3 separate regions of the Mus musculus genome follow, and all the other regions are linked to region 1. A link is a loop called in an ENCODE intact Hi-C map of the cell type or tissue named here. Cell type or tissue: heart. All regions are shown on one strand. Links, peaks and the distances in the headings refer to the core of each region. The heading gives the core; the rest is flanking DNA.

Region 1 (7,524 bases), core at 1,107-6,106:
TTTGTCTTTTCTCTGTAACAAGGTTTCTCTATGTAGCCCTGGCTGTCTTAGCACTCACTAAGACCTTGCTGACCTTGAACTCATAGAGATCCACCTGTTAGACAAAGTTTTTACATGTTCAGAACCATGGCAGTGCATGATCAGTACCTACACCACTAGTTTATAAATATCCAAACCTCCTTTCAAAGTTAACCTGGCAAAAGCATTGCTTTATCTCATGTTCCAGTTACAAGGAGAGGAAGTTGTTGCTGGCTCTGCTGCTGTTGTTAACACCAAGGAGGAAGAGAAAGATACAGGTTTTAATCCTGGCTCCACAATTTACTATGTGATGAGTTACTTAAAGTTTTATACTTAATTCTCTCTCAAATGCTGTAAAAGGAAAATAATAATAAAAACCTACAACGCAGAATTGTCGAGAGGCCTGACTGGAGGAGGAAATATATATAAAGGTCATTTAATACTTGTTGGTGCATAGCAAGCACTCAGTAAACTCAGCTACTACAGCTCTGAAATCCAGCTTCAAAGATGCCATCATATATAACATGGGGGGTGGGGAGGGGGCTGGCTAAGCTCACTTTTATACAAGGATTCTTTAAATATAACCCTTTTAAAAAGAAGACAAAATAAATCCATTTACTAAATAATTGTTTTGAAATCAATGGGTTTTGGGTTTTGGGGTGTTTTTTCTGATTTTTATCAGCACAACACTATAAATGAGAATCTGTATTCTAAAGATTCTAAAACGATCAAAATGATCAAAATTTTAAAACAAAATGTTCTTGGGCTTCTGCTTGCCGAATGACTGCTTACGTGTCAAGGCCATTTTTACTCTTTTCATATTTTACAGGAACCACATGATTTGTGGTTAGAGAATTTAAACAGCTAACAAGGAAATTTGGAGGAAATGTGTTCAGTTTTGCTTCAAAGATAATTGAAACAATCGAAAATATTAAAATATCAAGTTTCAATATGTAATCAAATCATATTTCCCATGATTTTTAACAATACATAGATTCATTATTAAAACTCTAAATATAATGGTGCTTGAGAAATGGCTTTGCCATTAAAGACTACACTCATAACTAAAAATATGAAATACTACATATTAATCAATATAGACAATAGTATCAAATTCACAAAAGGGAACTTCAAATTTTCTTTCAGTATTTTCCCAGAACAGACATCTAAAATGTAAATTAAACAAGTAATCTCTGTGTCTAATACAGCAATGAAGAATTCACTGAATGTGAAAATTACTTTTTAAAAAATTGTAAAACCATTACTTTGTGTACTCAATTTTAAATGCATACTTCATGTGACTATTTAAGAATTCATTCCTGAAATTTTCTAAAAGCAAATCACAGAAGACTGTTGCTTGAAAATAACTGCAATGAGAATATGAGTTGTTTTTTTCTCAAGGCGATTGAGAAGTAAAGAGGAAATGGCCAAAGGAAAGGGGAGTAGCATTTCCTTTCACACGTTAGGAAAATGTCAAAGAACTTTCAGGAGTCAAATCTCCTCGAAGTCTGATGTGAGGTCAAAATTGTCTCAATGACAGGAAAACCAACAGACGCCAGATGACTAATAGAAAAGTTATCAAAAACACTTCTGTGCCCAACAGTAATTCCAAAGGGATACAAAGTTAAGAATATCCAGGATAAAGAGACAGAGAATAGTTAAGATTCTTGGGAGCAAAACAATATTAATGATGACATCAACTGTGTTAGTATACACTGTTATCAAGATTCTCACACAGTGACTTCCTCAACGTTTACTCTATTCATCAGGTAACATTTTTTTTCAGGTAACATTTTTAAATAACGAAAAGTAATGTGGATTCCCAAAGAGTGATCTAAATGTAAAAATAAGGTTCAATCAAGTGTGTGTCTAGTTGTTCTTTTTATTGTAAACCAAATCTGCTTCTTTCCATCAAAGTAAAAAAACCACCTTTATCTCCAAAAATCTAATAGACAGTTCACTAGTGATTAAAATATTATTTTTAATCCTTGCATTACCTCACAGCTAAAAATGTCAAGATACCACACCCAATATGTCTTTTTCCCCCCGTGGGGGAGGGGTCAGGGAATACGGGAGTAGGGACGGGAAACAACACGCAAACACCGAAGGTGATTTCCCTGGCTGGCTCCTCCACCCGGATCCGAGAGCACACGTTGCGAGGGGAGAGCACAGGGCTCGGCCTCTGCAGGCTCTCTCCCTCGCCACCCACTGGAGTAGGAGCTGGGACATACCACCTAGGGCTACTCACCAGCCGTAGTGCTGACCAGCAGGACGGCCCATAGCAGCCAGGGCACCCGAAAGGGCCGATGCAGCGAGGAAGTCATCCCTGGGCCAGCAAAGAAGCAGGAGGGCAAAGAAAAGAAATCTGGAAAGTAAATTCGGGCGGAGAAATCCGGCTAGGAGGCTGCTCTTCGTCTGATTTATCCTGCCCGGATTACAATGCAGTTTGAAAGGACAAATGGCAGATGCGAGGACCTAGCTAGTAGAGCTCTCATTCCACTGCAGAATTTCCCTTCATTTCGCTCCCTCGTGGCTGGGGGGCTTCATTCGCCTAGGACGGGGTGTCTCGGCTCCCCAAATTGAAGGCATGTCCATGGGGAAGACGCAGGGAGCCCAGAAGAAACCCCTGCAATTATTTCCCTCGTAGTTTCACGATATCAAAAAAATACCCAGATCTGGGAGAAAACATATCCAGAGTGCCGGGGGGGGGGGGGGGGGGAGGGCGGGGACTCGATGGGAGCACTGAGGATCAGAACAAGTTCCCGACCGCCGGGAAGGGCGAAGCGGGGCAGGCAGCGGCGCCCGGCCGCCGGAGTAGCATCGCTCCGTACTCCGAGGACAGTGGGGTTCCTTTTAAAGTTTCGCTTCGTTGCTTCCTTCACTCGGATTTCGACATCAACAAATCCTTCCCACCGACTGGGTCGAAAAAGGTGCCTGCTTCCATGGGCGAGTCCACAGCTTCCTCGGAACAATCGCGCGAGGGTCGCTCAGGCCGGGCCTCGGGGCGCGGGGGAGGGGAGGGTCGCGGCGACGCGGCGAGCCCGGGCGAGCGACACGCGGGGAGGTGCGGGGCTGGCCCTTCGAGGGCGCTCCGCCCGCGGCCTCGCTCTCGGCTACTCCAGCCCCTCGCTCTTGCCTGAAGTAAATTCCACCATGAAAACCGGGTCTCCTCCCGTCGATGGCTTGCGGGAGCGAATCACAGCCCCTCTGGAGAAAGCCGCCGCCGCCGCCGCCGCCTCGTTCTCCGCAGCTCTGGGCTCCGGGCGGAGCTCGGGCGTCGCGGGCCGAGGGCGGGGGGCGGCGGGAAGACGGACGTAGGTGGCCGAGGAAGGGGGTGGGCAGCTGAGCTTGCGAAACACCCCGAGCCCCTCCGGGAAGCACCTCCAGCGGTTCCAAGCAGACCAGACACAAAGGGGGGAGTCGCCGCAGCTGCCAGTCTGAGGCGCTCCCGGTCACCGGAGTCGCCCCGCCCCCGCCGCCGCCTCCTCTCAGTCTCCGGCTCTCCAGCCGACCCCTGTCTGTCTCGGGCCTGTGGTGCAGCGCGGGCGGCGGCGGCGGCGGCGGCGGCGGCGCCACTGAGCCGCACTGCGCCTGCGCGCCCGCGGCCCCGCCCGGCCCCGCCCCTCACTCCCAGGCTTGCTGGAGAGTGAGGCCCTCGCGCGGCGTCTCTCGCCTGGGCGCCCAGTGCAGGGAAGGGTTGTCGTGGGCTGCGGGTGGGCAGCCTAGGTCCCTTTCCTCACACAGGCGAACGCTCCGCACGTGGACGCCGTGCGATCTGTTCAAGCGTGTAAGGGAGGGCGGCCACAATCTTTTGTTTAACGTAGGTTAAAGGCTACCCGGGAAGGTGGGCGAGAAGCCTCGAAGGCACGCCGTCGTTGTTGGTGGCGGCGGGCGCATCCTCCTCGGTTTCCCTGAGAATCCCGACCGAGCCGCCTTTCCCAGGAGCCGAGACCCGGGCCTCGTCGGGTCCCCCTCCCGTCGCGGCCCAAACAAAAGCCTCCTGCCTCAGTCATGAAGACCGCGAAGCTGACGTGTGTGCGCTAGTCTGGGTCGGGCTTTCCTCGAACAGCCATCCCCGGGGCCCTCTTGGATGACAAGGCTGCTGAGCAATTGCGAGCACGCGAGACCGGAGAGAAAACTTAAGATCGCACACGCCGGCCTGCTGTGCGTGCGCGTCTCCTGCTCCGCCCGCACCTCTCCTGGGGAGGGTTTTATTCACAAAGGCCCGAGGGTCTTTGCAGGGCCTGTTAAAGGAGAACTGCGACGCAGTGTAGTTGCTTCTAGGTATGGAGTGTGGTCCTAGCTCCTCACTCATCGAATAGAGACAGTCCCGCCAGCACTGCAGTTTCCTAACCACTTTAAACCTCTTTAAAAAAAAAATCTCAATTTGGCTTGATTCAGGCAACCAGGATAGGGAAGGGATCCCCTACAGGGTCAGCCGACTTGGGTGGGATTTTTGCTAGGGGAGAGGGGAGAAGATGACGTGCTTGGCGCCATGATCGGAAGTCTGGGTTTAATTCTTTAACTGCGAGGTGGAAAATTTGCGTGGGAGGGCGATCTTAAGAGGTGAAGTCTAGCCCTCCCTTCTTCTAGTAGGCAGAAAGGTTGTTCTGAAGGCTGGTTTTGCCGGTCTTTCATTGTGGCTAAGGGCAGTTCCAGGATACCTTCATAAACACACTCCTCAAGCCTTACTGTTCGCTTGCTTATTCAAGCCTCCTTTTATCTCTGTATCTGAACGTGATGTTAATAAATCACATTCCTTAAACTGGTTTCTGTTATCATAGTAAATATCTGCTATAATTAAGAGTTGTAATATCTGCCCAGGGCCCTTTTTTAGCTGAAATACTTTTATACTGTTTATCCTTCAGGCAGATATATATGTGTGTGTGTGTGTGTGTGTGTGTGTGTATATATATATATATATATACATATACATATATACATATACATATATATATATATAATACATTTTGAAAAATAAGGAGCATATGCATTAACTCTTTAGCTTGAATACCATATTTTGTTTTGCCTAAAAGGCCTAAAAGGCCTAAAATAAGGATCTGGTATTGTTTTCACATTTAGCTTTCAAGACATGAGATCTAGTTGTCAAAGAAATGACAGATGTTGAAGGTGCAGGAAGTTTATTAGCTGGTGAAATACAATTTTTCTTCCTCGAATTGAGGTCAAGTACTTTATTATTCAATTATTATTTGCATAAAATTTTCCTAAGAAACATTAAGTACCCTTATACATGTTATAAATGTGAAATAAATTATGTCGGAAAGAAGTCTTAGGAAATTCATGTGGAAAAAGTTCATGCCACTAACTTAGCTGGAATAATTCATCAGCAGACCTCGATTTGCACGCAGTGCTCGTTCCTTTTCTGTTGCCTTTACAATCGAGATGTGACTATTCCCAGTGAGACAGAACATTTAGAAGAATTAAAACTTAGCAATAACTTATCTTTGACACAAGACAGGCAATACTAGTCTAATTCTGGTGAAAACAGAACTGCGAGTGCAGAGTGATCTGGTGTGGTCTCTTTGTTGATGAGGAGGGCTACATTGTAATAACATCCCACAAATCCTGATCATTAACTTATTGAGGCAAAAATTTATTTATCCTGTTTTGTGTTTGATAGGATAAGCATCAGTGGGCCTATCATGGGGTCTGTATGCAGCTTAAGAATATCTCTATAGGACCAAGGAAGTCAGGACTAGAGAGTATGGGATAGAGTGTAACATAGTTGCAACTAAGGCTTCATCCAGGGGCTCTGGGATAGGCCTTTCATTGTCCTAAAATGTAGTAGAACACCAGTTGCATAAAGACTGTACCCAGGGTTGGAAGGTAACTTGAGCCAAGAAAAACCCTCAAAGAAGCACCCACCTGAGAACTGTCAGTTACCCCGGCTTTGAATGTTTGGAGAAAGAATGTGTCATGTGTATTTAGGAACTCAACATAGCGACATGCTCTTCTATGCAGTCCCTGAGGTCCCTGCCTTGCTAGGTGCTTCACTAAGACAGGCTTTCGCCGGGTGGTGGTGGCGCGGGCCAGGCAGATTTCTGAGTTCGAGGCCAGCCTGGTCTACAAAGTGAGTTCCAGGACAGCCAGGGCTATACAGAGAAACCCTGTCTCCAAAAGCCAAAAAAAAAGAGACATAGGCTTTCAGGATTGCCAGAGTAGGGATTGTAAGATTTTAATTCCTAGATGTTCAATGTCTTGCTCTGGCTGCTTTTTGGTTTTCTTGAGACAGGGTTTTTCTGTGTATCCTTGGCTGTGCTGGAACTTACTTTGTTGACCAGGCTGGCCTTGAACTTACAGAGATCTGCCTACCTCTGCCTCCCATGTGTTGGGTTTAAAAGTATTCACAACTGCCACCCAGGGGTCTGTCTGGTTTAAAAATAGTCAAATATCTCCTACCAGAGCAATTCCCATTTTATTAGCCAGTGAAGTCACGTAGCCAAATCTAACTTCAGAAGAGTAGGAAGTACTTTACTAGAGGAGGACCCCTGAGTATTGAGAAAAGCTCTAGCATCACGCACATGTCCAAGGGATAATCTCTAGTACTCCAGACATCAAAAGCCCAACAAGTAAGGTATTCTAATATACGGGGAAACTTGGAGGTAAGGAATCCAGGACACAAAAATCCAGGTAGACAAACCAACACCATCTGAAAATTTGATGTATCCTCATTGTGTATTATGGTCCTTCATGGAGTCTGTCTTTCCTTTGAATTAGAGAACTGACAAAAAGCAAGGCCCAGATTAGGAGAGGACATTAGTTTGGGAATTTTAATTGAGATAGAGTCCCAATGTACAGCCCTGACTGGCCTTGATCCTGCCTCTTCACTGCTGTGACTATTGGCATGAACCAACTGACCTGACTTAAACAGATTATTAGATCTAGAACTAGAATAAAGTCCAAAGAGAATTCAGAGTTTATGGTCTACCAATGAAGACATATCAGAGTTGACAGAGCTCAGAAATACTAAATTCTTCTAAGTATAAATGGCACAATCATTAAAAGAAAGAAAGAAAGAAAGAAAGAAAGAAAGAAAGAAAGAAAGAAAGAAAGAAAGAGGGCTGGTGAGATGGCTCAGTGGGTAAGAGCACCCGACTGCTCTTCTGAAGGTCAGGAGTTCAAATCCCAGCAACCACATGGTGGCTCACAACCATCTGTAACGAGATCTGACTCCCTGTTCTGGAGTGTACTTACATATAAATAAATAAATCTTGAAAGAAAGAAAGAGAGAGAAAGAGAGAGGGAGAGAGAGAGAGAGAGAGAAATCTTAATGTTAGTAGAAAAACAGTGCAAATACCCAATGTTTGGCACTGAGATGTCTATCCAGGTCAGAATAGCAGAAAGGTTTAGGGTTAGAAAGATGGCTCAGGTGCTAAGGGCCATTGCAGCTCACTCAGGAGGACTAGAGTTTGCATCCCAGCATCCACATCAGGTGCTCACAAGCTTCTGAAAACACAAGTTTAAGAGACACACCCTCTTTTAACC
Region 2 (7,524 bases), core at 1,536-6,535, 81 kb before region 1:
GAAATAGTCCAAGGCTAATGTGCTAAAACAATGAAGCAAGAGCACAAGTTGCTGACGCAGGCAATAACAGATCAATCTTGTACTCAGGAACGGATGTCAAGTAAATGAGCCAATAAATTATTCAGAAGAAATTATTTATATATGAAGCATCAGCTAGAAAAGATGATCCATGCTATTATAATATGGAACAAAGATGTAAGAAACGGATACATTAAAGTTCTCCTCACTAAAGAGGTCAGGGAGACTACAGGAGCAGTGACAAGTTACAGAATGACAAACTGTGGTACAGAAGTAAAAGCCCAGGAAAGCGCAGAGGCACGGTTTTCACAGCCATGCTAACTTAGGGAGCCTGTGCTGCAGTGCACACGAAACAAAGTGAGAAGGAAGGGATCTAACAGACGCGCATACAGCTGCGGAAGACTGTAGCTCCATCTGGGACTAGAAGATAGCTTGAATACCAGGCCAAGACTGCCATCCACTCTCACTCAATAACGGAACCTACACTGTCTCAGCAGCAGTTCACTCAGCCAAAACAAAACAAGTGCATTTCTGGTCTGCAGTGGGTAAGTGTGGATTAATATGAGCAGGACAGGAACTTCTGGAAGTGGAAGGGACAATTCCATCCTTTGTCCCTCTTCCCCCCCCCCCCCCCCCCCCGGGCTACCTATGCACAATGGACAATGGGATAACCGTGAAATGAAAGCCACATGTGAAGGACAGCAGAGAAGAACTGCAGGAGCCTTGAGCCATGCTGCCAACCAGTCCTCCTCGACACTCTCTTTAAGCTCTGGTTTTGACTGTTACTAGGGACTGAAGCCAAGCACCTCGTGCACACTCATCAAGTGCTCTACCACTGGCCCATCATCTCAATCCTCTGTCTCGTGGTTTCCTCCTCCTCTTTTTGGGAGCCAGGTCTCACTATGTCTTAAAGAATGGCTCAGAATCACTAGGCATCCCAGTTGGCCTACAGTGCACAAGCCTGCTTCACCCTCGTGTGTGTGAGGACTATAAGTATGTGCCATCTCACTCGGCCCCGAGAGTTTTTAAAAACAGGTCTCACTATATAGTCCTAGTATACCTGAACCTTGTTGTGTAAACTTAAGCTGGCCTTAAACTCAGATCTACAAGCTGCTGCTCCTGACTGCTGAGATTAAAGGCACGAGCCACCATGCTTGGCTCTCTTGAGATTCTTATGTATATGAGGAAAAAAAATGTATAAGTAAAGCCACTGTTATTTCCTCCTTTCCTTGACTCTAGGTAGCAGAGCCTTAATTTATAAAAGGATATTTGAGTATTACAGCTTATGAAATAAAAGATCCATGTAATATTAAAACTAATACTCTGTTATTTATTCACATAAAACAAATACAAGGAAAATATAGCCTAGCGAAGAGAATTAACCTAAGGTTCACAAATAAACTTCAAGAGGTCTAAAAAAAACCTCTAGGATTTTTTTGTCTGATATTATGATATTAGGGATCAAAGGTCTTATATATGCTTAGAAAGCATTCTACCTTTGAGATACACTCCCTCCAAATAATTTTTTCTAAAAATAGCTTTAAGTATACTTTTAGAAAGAAAGTCTTCAAATTCTTAATGAGATCCATCTTGCATTTCTTTCTGTTATATTCAAATATGTTTCTTCATGCTGGATCTTTCAATTAGTTAATATTCAAATTTTAACAGTATAAATTATTATTTTTCTTCTAAAATATGATTAAAATTTCATTCATCTTACCTCCTCGTGGTAATTCTGTGTGAAGATAAGCCAGTCCTCTAGTCACAGAATGAGCCAGACGGCAAGAGCTTACCCAATCACTTGTGTGGAGACTCAGATATTTGCACAGAGATCCCTGTATAAAGGAAAAAAGATATCAAACATTGAAACTAATTTGCTTCAACAAGAAAAGGCAAGTTAGGCAACCTTCTTAAGGATTTGCATAGGCTAGGATTCCATGAAGATATAATGATAATGATAAGGTATTTTTGAAAAGAAAAGAAGAGAGTATGCTGACTAGTTTTATGTAACTGACCCAAACTCCAGTCATCTGAGTCATGTCTTCCTATAGGTAAGTTTGTAGGGCATTTTCATAATTAGTGATTAGAGGCTGATGGTCTTGGGTTCTATAAAAAAGCAGGATAAAAACCCACATACATCCCAAAGCAAACAAACAAACAAACAATAACAAAAAAAGCCAACCACATTGGCCCCCACCTTTAATCTCAGGCAGAGGCAGGCACATCTCTGTGAATCTGATGCTAACCTGGTATGCACAGTGAGTTCCAGGACAGCAAGAGCTACATACAAAGGCCTATCATATCTAGAGATGATAACAACAACCCCCACCACAAAACAAGAAAGCAGATGAGCAAGCCAGTATGCAGCACTTCTCAGTTGGCTCTTTCTTGCTCAATTTGCTTTTGGTAACAGTGGTTCATCACAGCAACATTAATCCTAATATTTGAAACATTAAAATTATGGATGATTATTTCCTTTTAAACACTTCTTTGGACAATCAGATTAACTTGAAAAAAAATTTTTTACCAAATTTTACAAACAATATTGTTATAATTTATAAATAGAATACATATTTGTAAGTCTCTACAGTCAGTCCTCTATACCTGCAGATTCACATTCTAGGTTTCAATCAACTATATCAAAAGTATCTAGGGATGGGGAGGTAACTACGTGGAAAAGTACTTGCTTAGCATGTTCAGATCTTGGTTTCTTCTCCAATAAAGTCAAGAAAAACAAACAAATAAAACCCAAAGATTATCTTTGCATCTGTATATAGCATTATTTTTCTTGTCATTGTTTCCTAAATAAACAGTATAACAGTGAATAACTATTAACATGGCATTTTCACTGTATGATCAAAAAATGATATGCAACCATACAAATGCTACATGGAATTTTATATAATGGACTTGAACTTCTGTCTGTGTGTGTGTGTGTGTGTGTGTGTGTGTGTGTGTGTCTGTGTCTGTGTCTGTGTCTGTGTGCGCACACGTGTTTTAGGTGTCCTAGAAGCAATTGCCTGAGGACACTAAGGGATGACTGTATGTATGTACCTGTTCACCTCAGAGTACTCAACCACAAATTACAATAAGCTTCTGATGAGACAAGGTGCTTACACAAGAATGAATGTCAAACAAAGTGCTGATAAAATAAATGGCAGGATCTTTTTTCTAAAGAACTTACATTGGGATAATACTCCATCACAAGCAAATACTCCATGCGGCCGTCTGCAGTGAGCCTCTCGTCTCCAACTATGAAGCGAGCAATGTTGTCATGTTCCATCAAAGGCACTCTGTAAATGTTTTTTTCATTTATAAAATTCTGACGGTTTGCAAAAGAAAATACTTTTACAGCAACTGGACGCTCATCCAAGGAACCTTTATATACTGCTCCGTATCGACCCCGTCCAATCAGCTGTAAGTTTGTTTTTAAAAAGGCAAGTTATTAATTCACATTGAAATTGAACAATTAAATTTACTAAAATGAAAACAACAACAACAACAAAAGCCCCTACAATTCCCCATGATATACAGCAGCTCTGCTTTCAGTCTATTCCTTACCAAAAAGCAGCCAGCATCTGCATCTGGTGTAGCTGATGAAGCTCCTACCTGACTAACCTTCCAATTGATGAGAGCAAAATACTCTGGACAAAATGAAAAGTAAACCCAAGGAAGGCCTAGATACACTGTTATATAAGCAAAAGCAGTTAGAGTCTAAGGCATCGAGGCACAGAAGAAAAGAATGCATATATGGCGAGCTAACCTTTTCTATGGGTTTTCTCTTGAAAGCTGACTCAAATCAGCTTTGAGTAGTGGAACTACAAATGACAGTAAAAGGTCTTTTGAACCAGAGGATGTAATCTGTGGCAACTAGAGCTTCTACAGGGTGAGGGAAGATGCCTCCAAAAGAGAAACCAGAGCAAGGAATTCAGTGACCACGTGAGACAGATTCTAGGTAACTGAACTGAGAGTTGAGCTTCTGCCCAAAAGACACGTTTGTAGTATATGTTTAACCAAGTCAACTGCTTACAAAAACAAGTAACAAAAATCATCACGCAAGCCGGGCGTGGGGAGGCACTGGGGAGGCAGAGGCAGGTGGATTTCTGAGTTCGAGGCCAGCCTGGTCTACAAAGTGAGTTCCAGGACAGCCAGGGCTATTCAGAGAAACCCTGTCTCCAAAAAAAAAAAACACCAAAAAACAAAAAACAAAAACAAAAAAAACAAAAAACAAAAACAAACAAACAAACAAACCCAAAAAACACCACGCAGGGCTAGAGAGATACTCAGTGGATGAAAGCATACTAATCTTCCAGAGGACCTAAGTGTGGTTCCCGGCATGCACTGCAGATGGCTCACAGCTGCCTATAACTCCAGCTCCAGGAGCGTCAAGACCCCTTTCTAGTATTCACAGGCAGCTGTACTCATGTGTACATACCACATGCAGAAATGCAGAAACATACACACACAATTACAATTAAATTAAATCTTTTTTTGAAAACCATCACACATGAGAAATTAGCAAGAGTCTGAGGGTTCCACAGTAAAATATACACATTATCTATAATGGAATAAAAATTTACTCAATGCACAAAGAAATAGCAAAATGTAACCAGTTCTCTTTATTTTTGGCTTCTAGGGAATTTTCATTAAAACAGGTTGGTGATTTACCACTATTTTCTTTGTGAGCTAGTTTGGTTTTTTGAGAATGTGTTTCTCTGTGTAGCCTTGTTCTGTAGACCAGGCTGGCCTGGTACTGACAGAGATCTGCCTGCTTCTGTTTCACAGGGGCTGGGATTAAAGGTGTGTACCACTATCAGCTGGTATCATCATTTCTTTATACATGTTTAACATATTATTATTTTTTTTTAATTTGTTTGGTTTGTTTTTAAAGAGTTATTTATTTATTATTTATTTATTGTAAGTACACTGTTGCTGTCTTCAGACACACCAAAAGAGGGCATCAGATCCCCTTACAGATGGTTGTGAGCCACCATGTGGTTGCTGGGAATTGAACTCAGGACCTCTGAAAGAGCAGTCAGTGCTCTTATCCACTGAGACATCATCTCTCCAGACTCTGTTGTTTTGTTTTTTTTAAACAGAGTCTCAATATGCAGCTCTGGCTATCCTAAAACTCTCTATGTAAACCAAGCTAGCGTCAAAGTCAGAGTCTGCCTCTGTTCCTGTGCACTGGAATCAAAGGCGTGTCACCATACCCAGTCTTGTACCATTATTTTTATAAACAAAGACAGCCCTCTGAAATAAAGTCTTATCAAAACACAGCATTTGAAAGGCAGAGGCGGTGGGCGTGGTGGTGCACGCCTTTAATCCCAGCACTTGGAAGGCAGAGGCAGGCAGATTTCTGAGTTCGAGGCCAGCCTGGTCTACAAAGTGAGTTCCAGGACAGCCAGGGAAACCCTGTCTCAAAACAAAACAAAACAAAACAAAACAAAACAAAACAAAACAAAACAAAACAAAAGGAAAAAAGGAAGAAAGAAGGAAAGAAGGAAAGAAGGAAGGAAAGAAGGAAAGAAGGAAAGGACAGAAGGAAAGAAGGAAAGAAGGAAGGAAGGAAGGAAGGAAGGAAGGAAGGAAGGAAGGAAGGAGAGAGAGAGAGAAAGAAAGAAAGAAAGAAAGAAAGAAAGAAAGAAAGAAAGAAAGAAAGAAAGAAAGAAAGAAAGAAAGAAAGAAAGAAAAGGCAGAGGCATGCCTCAAACTCCACTGTGGGAAAATATAAATCCTGGGCAAAACTCCATGTTTCAGTTGGTACTTCTCTCAGTGCTTAAACTACACACCATTTCAAACACACTTAGACATTCTCCTTCTCCACTTTTTTTAAGGCAGGGTCTCACTATGCTGCCCTGGCTGGAAACTTGCTTCACAGACCAGGTTGGCCTGGAACCTGAGGAAATCCTTTCTTCTGCTTCCCGACTGCTGGAATTACAGGTGTGCACGACCAGGCTCAGAAAGGCTTATTTCTAAATAGCTCCTGAGATGAACGAGTACTAATTAGGAGAGTGGCTAATGAGCAGAACAGACAACAACCTAAGCACAGCCTTACCTCCAGCAGCTTCAGGTTATCCAGGTCAAGGGAGGGCTCTGCTGCTGCCGCCTCCATCATGTTCATGCTGTGAAGACCCTGTTTCCGGTCTCCTAGAGGAGTGAGAACACTTACTGATACACAGCCTTCTTAAAACGAAAACGCCAACCTCTTAATGTTAGTTACAGTTAAGGGACTGGAGAGATGGCTCAGTGGTGTCAAGAGCACTAGCTTCTCTTCCAGAGGCCCAGGTTCAAGTCCCAGCCCCATGTGGCAGCTCACAACTGTCTCAAACTCTAGTTTTAGGGGATCTGATATCCTTACTTACACAGACATACATTCAGGCAAAACACAAATGTACATGAAATAAAAATAAATTAATTAAAAATATATTACAGTTAAGAAGAGCTGCAGCAGGGGTTAAAACAAATCACTAATAATGAATAATATATATATACATATATATAATATATAATAATGATGAAGATAAATAATGAACAGCATGACAGCAGAATTCTGTGAGATAATTCCATGATGACTCAGTTTAAAAGTATAAAATTGGGCTGGTGAGATGGCTCAGTGGGTAAGAGCACCCGACTGCTCTTCGGAAGGTCCAGAGTTCAAATCCCAGCAACCACATGGTGGCTCACAACCATCTGTAACAAGATCTGACGCCCTCTTCTGGAGTGTCTGAAGACAGCTACAGTGTACTTACATATAATAAATAAATAAATAAATCTTTAAAAAAAAAAGTATAAAATTATAATACTGAATTTTTAAGAAAATTCTGGTAGAATTACTAAAATGTATGAATAAGTGCTGATTCCTAAACCACCACCATAATTCTGGCTCTAAGCGATGCAATGCCATCTTCTGGCCTCCAAGAAGCACAGATATGATACACATAGGCAAGCACAGGCACAATAATAAAAATAAATTTTAAAAAATTCTTGTAAAAATTGGGTGAAAATGTTTGTTGAAGCTGAAAATGGAGACAACTATGTGTGTTTGTACATGGATTTTCCACGGAGGTTTTTAAAGGGAAACCATGGGGCTGGCAAGCAGTTCACCAAGTGGTGAAGCTGTATGTCACCAAACATGATGACCTGAATTTGGTCCCTAGAATCCACATAGTAGAAGGAAAAAACGACTCCTGCAAGTTATCCTCTGACTTCCATTCACGTATGACCGTCCTCCCTTTACACAATAACTAAACAAATAAATGTTAAAAAAAAAAAAAACTTAAAGAAAATAAATTCTGATTAAATGGCATGTTTACTAAATGATAAGACCAAAAGTAGTATTTTGTTTTACCTGTCAACATTCTGTATCCAAAACATAAGGCGACTATCAAAACAGCTAACACAGAAACTGATGCCAAAGCAATGATTATCGTTTCATCTCGATTAAATGAATGAGGTGGACCTAAAAGAAAAAAAGAAAAGTATTTTATTTAATACCAACAAACT
Region 3 (7,524 bases), core at 1,536-6,535, 120 kb before region 1:
CCAAAGATCCCGAGTTCAAATCCCAGCAACTGTATGGTGGCTCACAACCATCTATAATGAGATCTGATGCCCTCTTCTGAAGACAGCTACAGTGTACTTAGATATAATAATAAATAAATCTTTTAAAAAATGCTCCAGACTAGGGTATAGTTTAGGGCTAGAATATAGCATGTGTGAGAGCCTTGGGCTTGAGGTAGCAGTGTGGGAGGGACACTATAAACTCTGTGAAATAAGCCATACATCTCAGAAATGTAGGTTCCTGTGCTTGCCAGACACAGGTACAGAGCTGTGGGAGGGTGGGAGCTTGGATCCTGTCATCAGTCCCTAGGGGTAAGTCTGGTGTGTTTTCTATCAAGTGGGCAGCCTACTCAACCCCACCCTTTCCTCTATCCTAGTGACAGTAGCCTGCTATGTGTCCAGGACAATAAGTTCCCTATTCAACTGGTCTGGGGGATCAGAGGGGATTAGGGCTTTATGAATTCCAGGTGGCCCTCTCACTTTCCAAATTTTAATTTGTCTCTGATTCATATTCAGTCTCTCTTTCTCTCTCTCTCTCTCTCTCTCTCTCTCTCTCTCTCTCTCTGAGATGTCAAAAGTCCAAAGTGCTTTAAAAGTTCTGGGACATAAAGGAAAATGATGTTAAAATGTTTGTTTCCCCCTTTTAAATGGCACAGGTAATTTCCTTTCTGTCTTGCTGCTTTCTGTTTGGAGCGGTGTTAACAGGCTGAAGAAGATCACAAATGAGGGCATTTTATGTTTTACTCCTGCATAGGAATTTATTAAGAAAGATGCAGGGGCCGAGGTAGATCAAGCCTTTAATTCCAGCACTGGGGAGGCAGAGGCAGTAGGATCAAGGCCAGCCTGGTTTATAAAGTGAATTCCATGACAGCCAGAGGTGACACAGAGAAACCCTGTCTCAGAAAAGAAAAGGAAAGAGAAGGAGAAAAGCAAGCCACGGGCAGATAGAGTGGAATTACCTGGCATGTGGCGTGCTGCTGCTTTCTATGAAGTTGGCAGCTGTCACATCCCTGTGTTGCTCAGTTTCCTTTTCACCCTTTCACATTATACTTGAACATGCTTATTTGCATGATAAATGCCCCAGTAAAAAGACTATTTGTACCAGACAAGAGAGCCCATGAAAAAAAGAAGTATTGGTGAACAGTCAGTGTCTCTGTATGAAGCTTGATTTTTCAGATAGCAGATTTAAAGTGCACACCTGGATGTTTTATAATGTGAGACACACTTTGGAAGTCCCTCAGTCTTTGATCTCAAAAAACCCTGTTGGAGAATGAGGCCAATTGGAAGGATTTCACAGCTTGGAGAAGAAAAACAAAGTGTGTGGGGGATTTTCCCCTAATTTTAAAAATAGCCTATCATCAGTGTTTTCTTTGGCAGAGGCAACTACAAGACTACGTAGCAGAGACATAGCCAGATAGAAACTGGATGAGAAGCACCTACCGCTGAGTCTCGACTGTGGAGGTGGATGGGAGGCTGGTGACACAGCTCCACACGGCTCTTGCTCAGTCTGTGGTAAAGCCAGGGTTTTGAAGCACTCCTCTCTCTGAGCCTCCACAGGGCTGACATGAAACCTTTGTTTCATCTGCCTCTCTCCAGAGTGACCTTCCCTTTCTGCCTTCCTTGATTGTTTCCTCTGACCATGGTTTTAATGCTTTAGAGAAACTTATATAAAAACAACCAAATGGAGCTTACAAATGGGCTGGCTTTTTTTTTTTTTTTTAGGCAGACTCTCATAATGTAGTAGTCCTTACTATCCTAAAACTCACTGCCAGGTTGGCCTCGAACTCAGAGATCCACATGCCTCTGCCTCCCAAACGCCAGGATTATAGGTGTGTCGTCCACTGTCTCCATCTTGTCCCCTCAGCTCAAACGGTGAGCTTTGAGAGTCCCACCTGCTTGGTGATGCACACTTATGAATGGAGTGTTTCCTGGTGCTTGTTTCTGGTGCTAGGAATGAACGTGAAGTCTGTGCTTCCTGGACAAGCACTCAGTATCTCAGTATCTCAGCTCTATCTCCAGCCTCGAATGCTTATTTTTTGATTTAAGAGAATCCACTAGGGGATAGGATAATACTATTGTTTGGTTTTGGTTTTGGTTTTCACTGGTTAATACTCACAAATGAATACTGCACCCTGTTCAAATGTAGGTTTCAGAGATCACAGAGAAGAATAGAGACATAGGTAACAGCAGCATCCATCCTATGGGAGAGTGGAAGGGCTGGAGAGCATGCAAGCTGGCCTGCTTCAAAGTAGGTGGCTAGCTCTCCTCCCCAGTGTGCGTAAAATGCCAGGCATATCCTCCAGGCTCTGTATTCATGTTATGTCTGGAAAAAGGGTTTTGGAGAAGGTACAAACTGAAAGATTACAGAGATTTGGAAGTAACACAAATGAATAAATCTTGTAGAGCGTAACTCGAGAGAGTTACTGGGTTTGGGAAAAGTCTAGGCCCCACAAAAGAGGCATTCATATAAAAACAAATTTCAGATAGTTTTCAGACCAAACAAAACACAGCTGGCCAGTTCACTGGTATGCTCATCACACTGGTCTCTTCCTAGACAGACACCAAAGTGTTCACTCGTATATGTCACATACGCAAATGACACAGAAAATCACAAGCAATTAAGAGGAGGACTCTAGAGCAAACTTGATTCACTAAAATTCTAAGAATTCCACCCAAGCTGAAATCAAGAGCCCTGGTTCTGGTGTCTGTATGAACTCTTCAAATGTGTTTTGGGTTGGGAAACAGAGAGGATTTCCTTCCTCTTGGGAAGTTTTCTTTGTAGGTCAGAAGTCACTACTTGCTGAGCCAGATAGAAATGGAGATAGGTAACTCTATCATTTAAGGTGGCCTGGTTTACCAGGAGCCGTATCTCTTTATAAACTAATCACCTCAAGTAGTCTGTGGTAGAGAGGTTCGGATGTTCATGCCTATGGAGGCTGAAGACAACCTTGGGTGTCATCATTCTGGAGCCATCCACCTTATCTTTGTATTAATATGTATGTATGTATGTATGTATGTATGTATGTATCCATTTTTTGCTTTAATATATTTGAGTGTGTCTGGGGTGAGGAGGCAGAGGTGCAAATATGCTATGTTGAACATGTGGAGGGAAGGAGAACTGCTGAAGGTCTTTCCTCCACCATGAGCTCCAGGGATCGGACTCAGGCTGTTAACCCCCCTTAACTAGCTGTAATGCCCCACCTCCCTTTTTAAGGAAAGGTCTCTCACTGGCTGGTAGGTTGTCGGGAGGCTTGCTCAGTTGGCTGGCTCAGGGAAGGCACAGGCAGATCCCCAAGGAATCTCCTGCCTGTGCCTCCCCTACTGAGATTACAAGTGCGTACCATCACATCCAGCTTTCTTGTGTGGGTTCTGGGGACTCGGGTCTTCATTCTTGTATGGCACGAGCTGCTTACCCAACCGGATTCTTAATGCTGGTGCATATGTAATTTTAAGGTAGAAAGAAAAGAAAATCTCTTGAGACAGAAAATTTCTGTGTAGTCTTGGCTATCCTGGAATTTGCCCTGTAGGTCAGGCTTGCCTGGGACTCAGAGAGATCCTTTTGCTTCTGCTTCTGCCGAGACTAAAACTGTGCTCCACCATGCCAGGCCCTTAAGGTAGAAACTGTAAGCAGGAAAAAATACTACAGTAACCAGAAACTACTTCTTCCAAAAATTAAATATCGAAGAAGCCAGTCAATTCAAACAAACAAACAAACAAACTTCTAAAACCCAACTTCTCTTATAAAATATTTGCACAGAACTTGGATAAACTTTGGTAGAATTCTTCCAAATGCTAGGGTTCCATGAAAGGCCTTTCCTGATGTCTTAGTAAATTATGGGTTGGGGAGATGGCTTTGCTGGTCAAAGTGCTTACTGTATAAGCCTAATGACTCAAGTTCTGGTCCCTGAACTCATGTAAAAGCCAGATTCAGTGGTCCATGTCTGTGTGTAATTTTAGTATGCCTAAGGCAAAATGGAGTATGCAGCGAAGGTATAAACAAGAAAGACCTTGCATTGAAGTTGGAAGGTAAGGTCTGATACCCAGGGTTGTCTTCTATACTGCACTCACTTGACAAAGCATACACATGCCCCCCCCCAATATACACACATATATCCATGCACAAAAATAAGTCACCTGTAATTCACATTTCATTGTATAATTCAAGCAAAGCTATAATATCATGCTAAAGTCTGGGTGTAGGCTGTGTTCTTCTGGAAAGGACCAATCTGTAGGCTTTCTACCTTGTTCACACCTCATAACTAGACCTAAATGTACATTGTGCTCATAGGCCTTGCCATGATAGCTGGATATTGGTAGTCAAAAAAAATTTTTTTTCAGGACTGCAGGAAAAGGTACTTGTATCCAACTGTGTGTTTGATTCCTGGGACCCATGTGGTAGGAGGAAAGAATAAACTCACACAAGTTGTCCTTTGACCTCAATATGCAGCCATGGCACTTGTGTGCTAGAGTGCACACACACACTCACAATAAATAAATAAATGTAATAAAAATTAAAACATTACAAACAAAACAAGTGATGGTCTTTGAAAAAGGAAGCAGTCTAGCAATCAGAACTCGGACCAGCAGTGCCGCCTAGTGGTCAGGTGGCACACAGACTTTCTGCTACTGTGCCATTAACATGACCTGGAGGATAACTACTGGGGACATCTTATAAAACTATCTCAGGAATGGTGTCTGGTCCTGTAGATCACCACTGGTTGTTGACTAGATGATAAAGGTGTAAGAGACCTCTGTCAAGGTTGACAATTTCCTTGTCAAATGGAGAACCTCCTCTTCCTACATCCATGGATATCTGTAAAGGTTGACGACTTTGCATGACCTCTCATTTTATTAAATATTATGAGAAAAGTTAAAAATGATAACTATAAATGCAAAATAAAAGCATTTGAAATATCTGAAAATCCAGACTTACTCTTCTCAAAGCCAGGGTGCTGGGTGCTGGCTGTGTGTGAATGTATGTATGTATGTGTGTGTGTGTGTGTGTGTGTGTGTGTGTACATCACAGCCATACTCTCCTTCACTGCTGATCATTCTGTCCAACTTAACTCCAAAAAAGAGTGACACACATCCTAATGGCTTTCAAGAGCCCAGAGTAATTTAGAAGGGCTGAGATGCATGCCTCCTATATGCATGTGTGTATGGTTAGGTAGTACTGGGGATCAAACCTGCCAGGCAAGTTCCACCACTGACCTGTCTCCAGCCCAAGAAGCCAGATTAACAGAGGTTAAATAAAAACGGTTTAAAAGTGAAAAAGAATAGCATTTTGGCATTAGCAGAGCAGTCAATTAAACATTGTTATTTTTGAGACAGAAAACTGATGGGCCTCTCCTGCCTACAGGACAGTAGGTCCTGAGAGGAAGTGGGTGGTGTGGCACGCCTTTAATTCCAGAACCTGGGAGGCAGAGGAAGGAGGATTTCTGGTCTACAGAGTGAGTTCCAGGACTGCCTGGGCTACACAGAGAAACCCTGTCTTAAAAACCAATCAACTAACCCAAAACTCCACAGGAGTGCTGAAGGAAGGCTGAGCTGGGCATGAGTGTGGCCACAAGTGGATACATTACAAGTTCAGGTTAAAGATCAGGAGCCTGCTGGTCTGGTACGACCACTGACACAGACAGACTGCTTGGAGGGAAGACCAACTCTCAGAGTAGAGTCTTCAGACAACTGGGAAGGAGTAGTAAGAGTTACGGAGATGGACAGTTATCTGTTTACTTTTCCCGTCTGTGGTACTGGGAGCTGAGCCCAGAGTGCTAGGCATCACGTCTTAGCTCTTTCAAAAATGTTCCGTTTATCTTGTACCTTTGTTTTTCCTCCACTGTGGACAGTGTAGCTTTACACCAAGGTAGTGTTTCAAGAAAACAAGCATCTCTGCTAGCACATGTTCGGCAAGCTGTGGAAGAGGCAAGTACATGAATCACTCAGATGCTGAAAGCCTAACCTCTTTGGTATGTATCCTTTTCTTCACAGGTTCATAAGAGATGAGACATGTGCTGCCCCCCCCCCCCCCCGTTACCCTAAAGACACCTCTTGTTTTGATATTATGGTCAGTTCGTCATTCCTGAAGTGAATCTAGTTCCTTTTGGCTTTTTTATAAGAGCAAATCTCTTAGTTTTCGACAAGGTCTTGCTAAATTTTCTGGATTATGCCAAACTTGTTTCAGTCTTCCAAGTGTTAGGATTACAGACCTGCAACCATCATAGCCATTTTTTTTTTTAAATTACTTTCCTAGAAGTGAAGAGACATGACTTTTACAAAAAAGATTTTATGTGTATGGCTGTTTTGCCTGTCTGTTTGTCTGTCTGTAAACTACATGTATGTTGTCCCCAGACCTTGGTATTTTTGAAGTTCTCCATGATGTCTAAAGATAATAATGTATGTCTTTTCATTTTCCCCCCTTAGGAATTGAAGCATATCTTCCATGACATTATACATAAAAGACTGATGATTTAAATGCTACTAAAAAAGTTGGTAAGAATGGAAAACTTTCACCTGTTTTTCTGTTCCATTTACAACCCCCTCACCCCACCCCTCACCCCACCCCCACCCCATACCACCCAAGCATACAAAGACTGTTTTCTTGAATAGAGTTTTTCCCTTCCTAGTTAAAAGGGAGGGCAAGAAGACAGGGTGGTAAGCCGGATGACACTATCCACACTTCAGGGCAACTTTGCCTTTGCCTTAATCCTTTTGGTCTCCAGGACACAAAGTGCTCCTCTACAACAGAGTCACATATGTCAAGGTCTGCTGCTCTTTTTTAAGGTGCCAGTCTGACCCACTTTCAAATTTAAAAAAAAGTTGTTCACAATACAATGTGGGGACATCGGAGGTCATCTTTGGAGTCCATTCTGTCCTACCATGGGATCTGGGGTCAAACACAGGTCAGCACAGACAGCTCCCTTTTTTGTTTGTGTGTTTTTTAAGGGTTTTTCTGTGTAGGAGTCTGGCTGTCCTGGAACTCATTCTGTAGAACAGGCTGGCCTCAAACTCAAGAGACCAGACTGTTAGCGCCATCACTTGGCTTTTTTGTTTTGTTTAGTTTTTTGGGTTTTTTTTTTTTTTGACAGTTTTGCCACATAGCCCTGGCTGCTGGCCTTGATTTTTTTAAAATATAATTTATTTATTCTTATTTTATTGCATTGGTGTTTTGCGCATATGTCTGTGTGAGGTTGTCAGATTCCCTGGAACTGGAGTTGCAGACAGCTGTGAGCTGCATGTAGATGCTGGGAATTGAACTCAGGACCTCTGAAAGAATAGCCATTGCTCTTAACTGCTGGGCCATCTCTCCAGCCTGCCCTTGAATTTTTGACAGTTCTATTTTAGGATCCCAAGGGTTGAGTTTGTTGTCATGTGACATCATTCTCAATTTAAGGCTGTTCTTGATTTTTTTTTTTAAAAGAAAAACAGGGGCAAGAATGGAGCTGCCCTCCCCCAATGTCTTAATGTACTATGTGAAACAAGCTAACCTATCAAGGCATTCATCTAAAA

Evidence for each region. Hi-C counts contacts between places; a loop is a spot of excess contacts. Peaks named below come from ENCODE experiments on the same cell type or tissue, not always from the same donor. Only the 100,000 strongest peaks of a DNase experiment are listed, where the experiment ranks them.
Region 2: it touches region 1 in a loop (2.5-fold over the local background); 6 of 42 quality-filtered maps call a loop at or near these places.
Region 3: it touches region 1 in a loop (4-fold over the local background); 5 of 42 quality-filtered maps call a loop at or near these places.

What each region holds. Positions count from the first base shown.
Region 1 is chr1:59,759,471-59,766,994 of GRCm38, reverse strand. It overlaps Bmpr2 (bone morphogenetic protein receptor, type II (serine/threonine kinase)), which reads right to left and starts at 2,716. Exons shown (of 13, transcript NM_007561.4): 1 at 2,267-2,716. The coding sequence starts at 2,342. In heart, for the core only: CTCF peaks have their summits at 2,233 and 3,522; DNase peaks (open chromatin) are centred at 2,194, 2,444, 2,944, 3,564 and 1 weaker place; H3K4me3 peaks cover 3,748 bases; H3K27ac peaks cover 3,051 bases.
Region 2 is chr1:59,841,387-59,848,910 of GRCm38, reverse strand. It overlaps Bmpr2 (bone morphogenetic protein receptor, type II (serine/threonine kinase)), which reads right to left. Exons shown (of 13, transcript NM_007561.4): 4 at 7,370-7,480; 5 at 6,077-6,168; 6 at 3,203-3,433; 7 at 1,739-1,853. Among named protein-coding and RNA genes, the nearest start is that of Fam117b, 68 kb to the left of the region's middle. In heart, for the core only: CTCF peaks have their summits at 4,369 and 4,967 (motif pointing right); no DNase peak of the experiment used is centred there.
Region 3 is chr1:59,881,030-59,888,553 of GRCm38, reverse strand. No RefSeq gene overlaps it. Among named protein-coding and RNA genes, the nearest start is that of Fam117b, 28 kb to the left of the region's middle. In heart, for the core only: a CTCF peak has its summit at 4,611 (motif pointing left); a DNase peak (open chromatin) is centred at 4,623.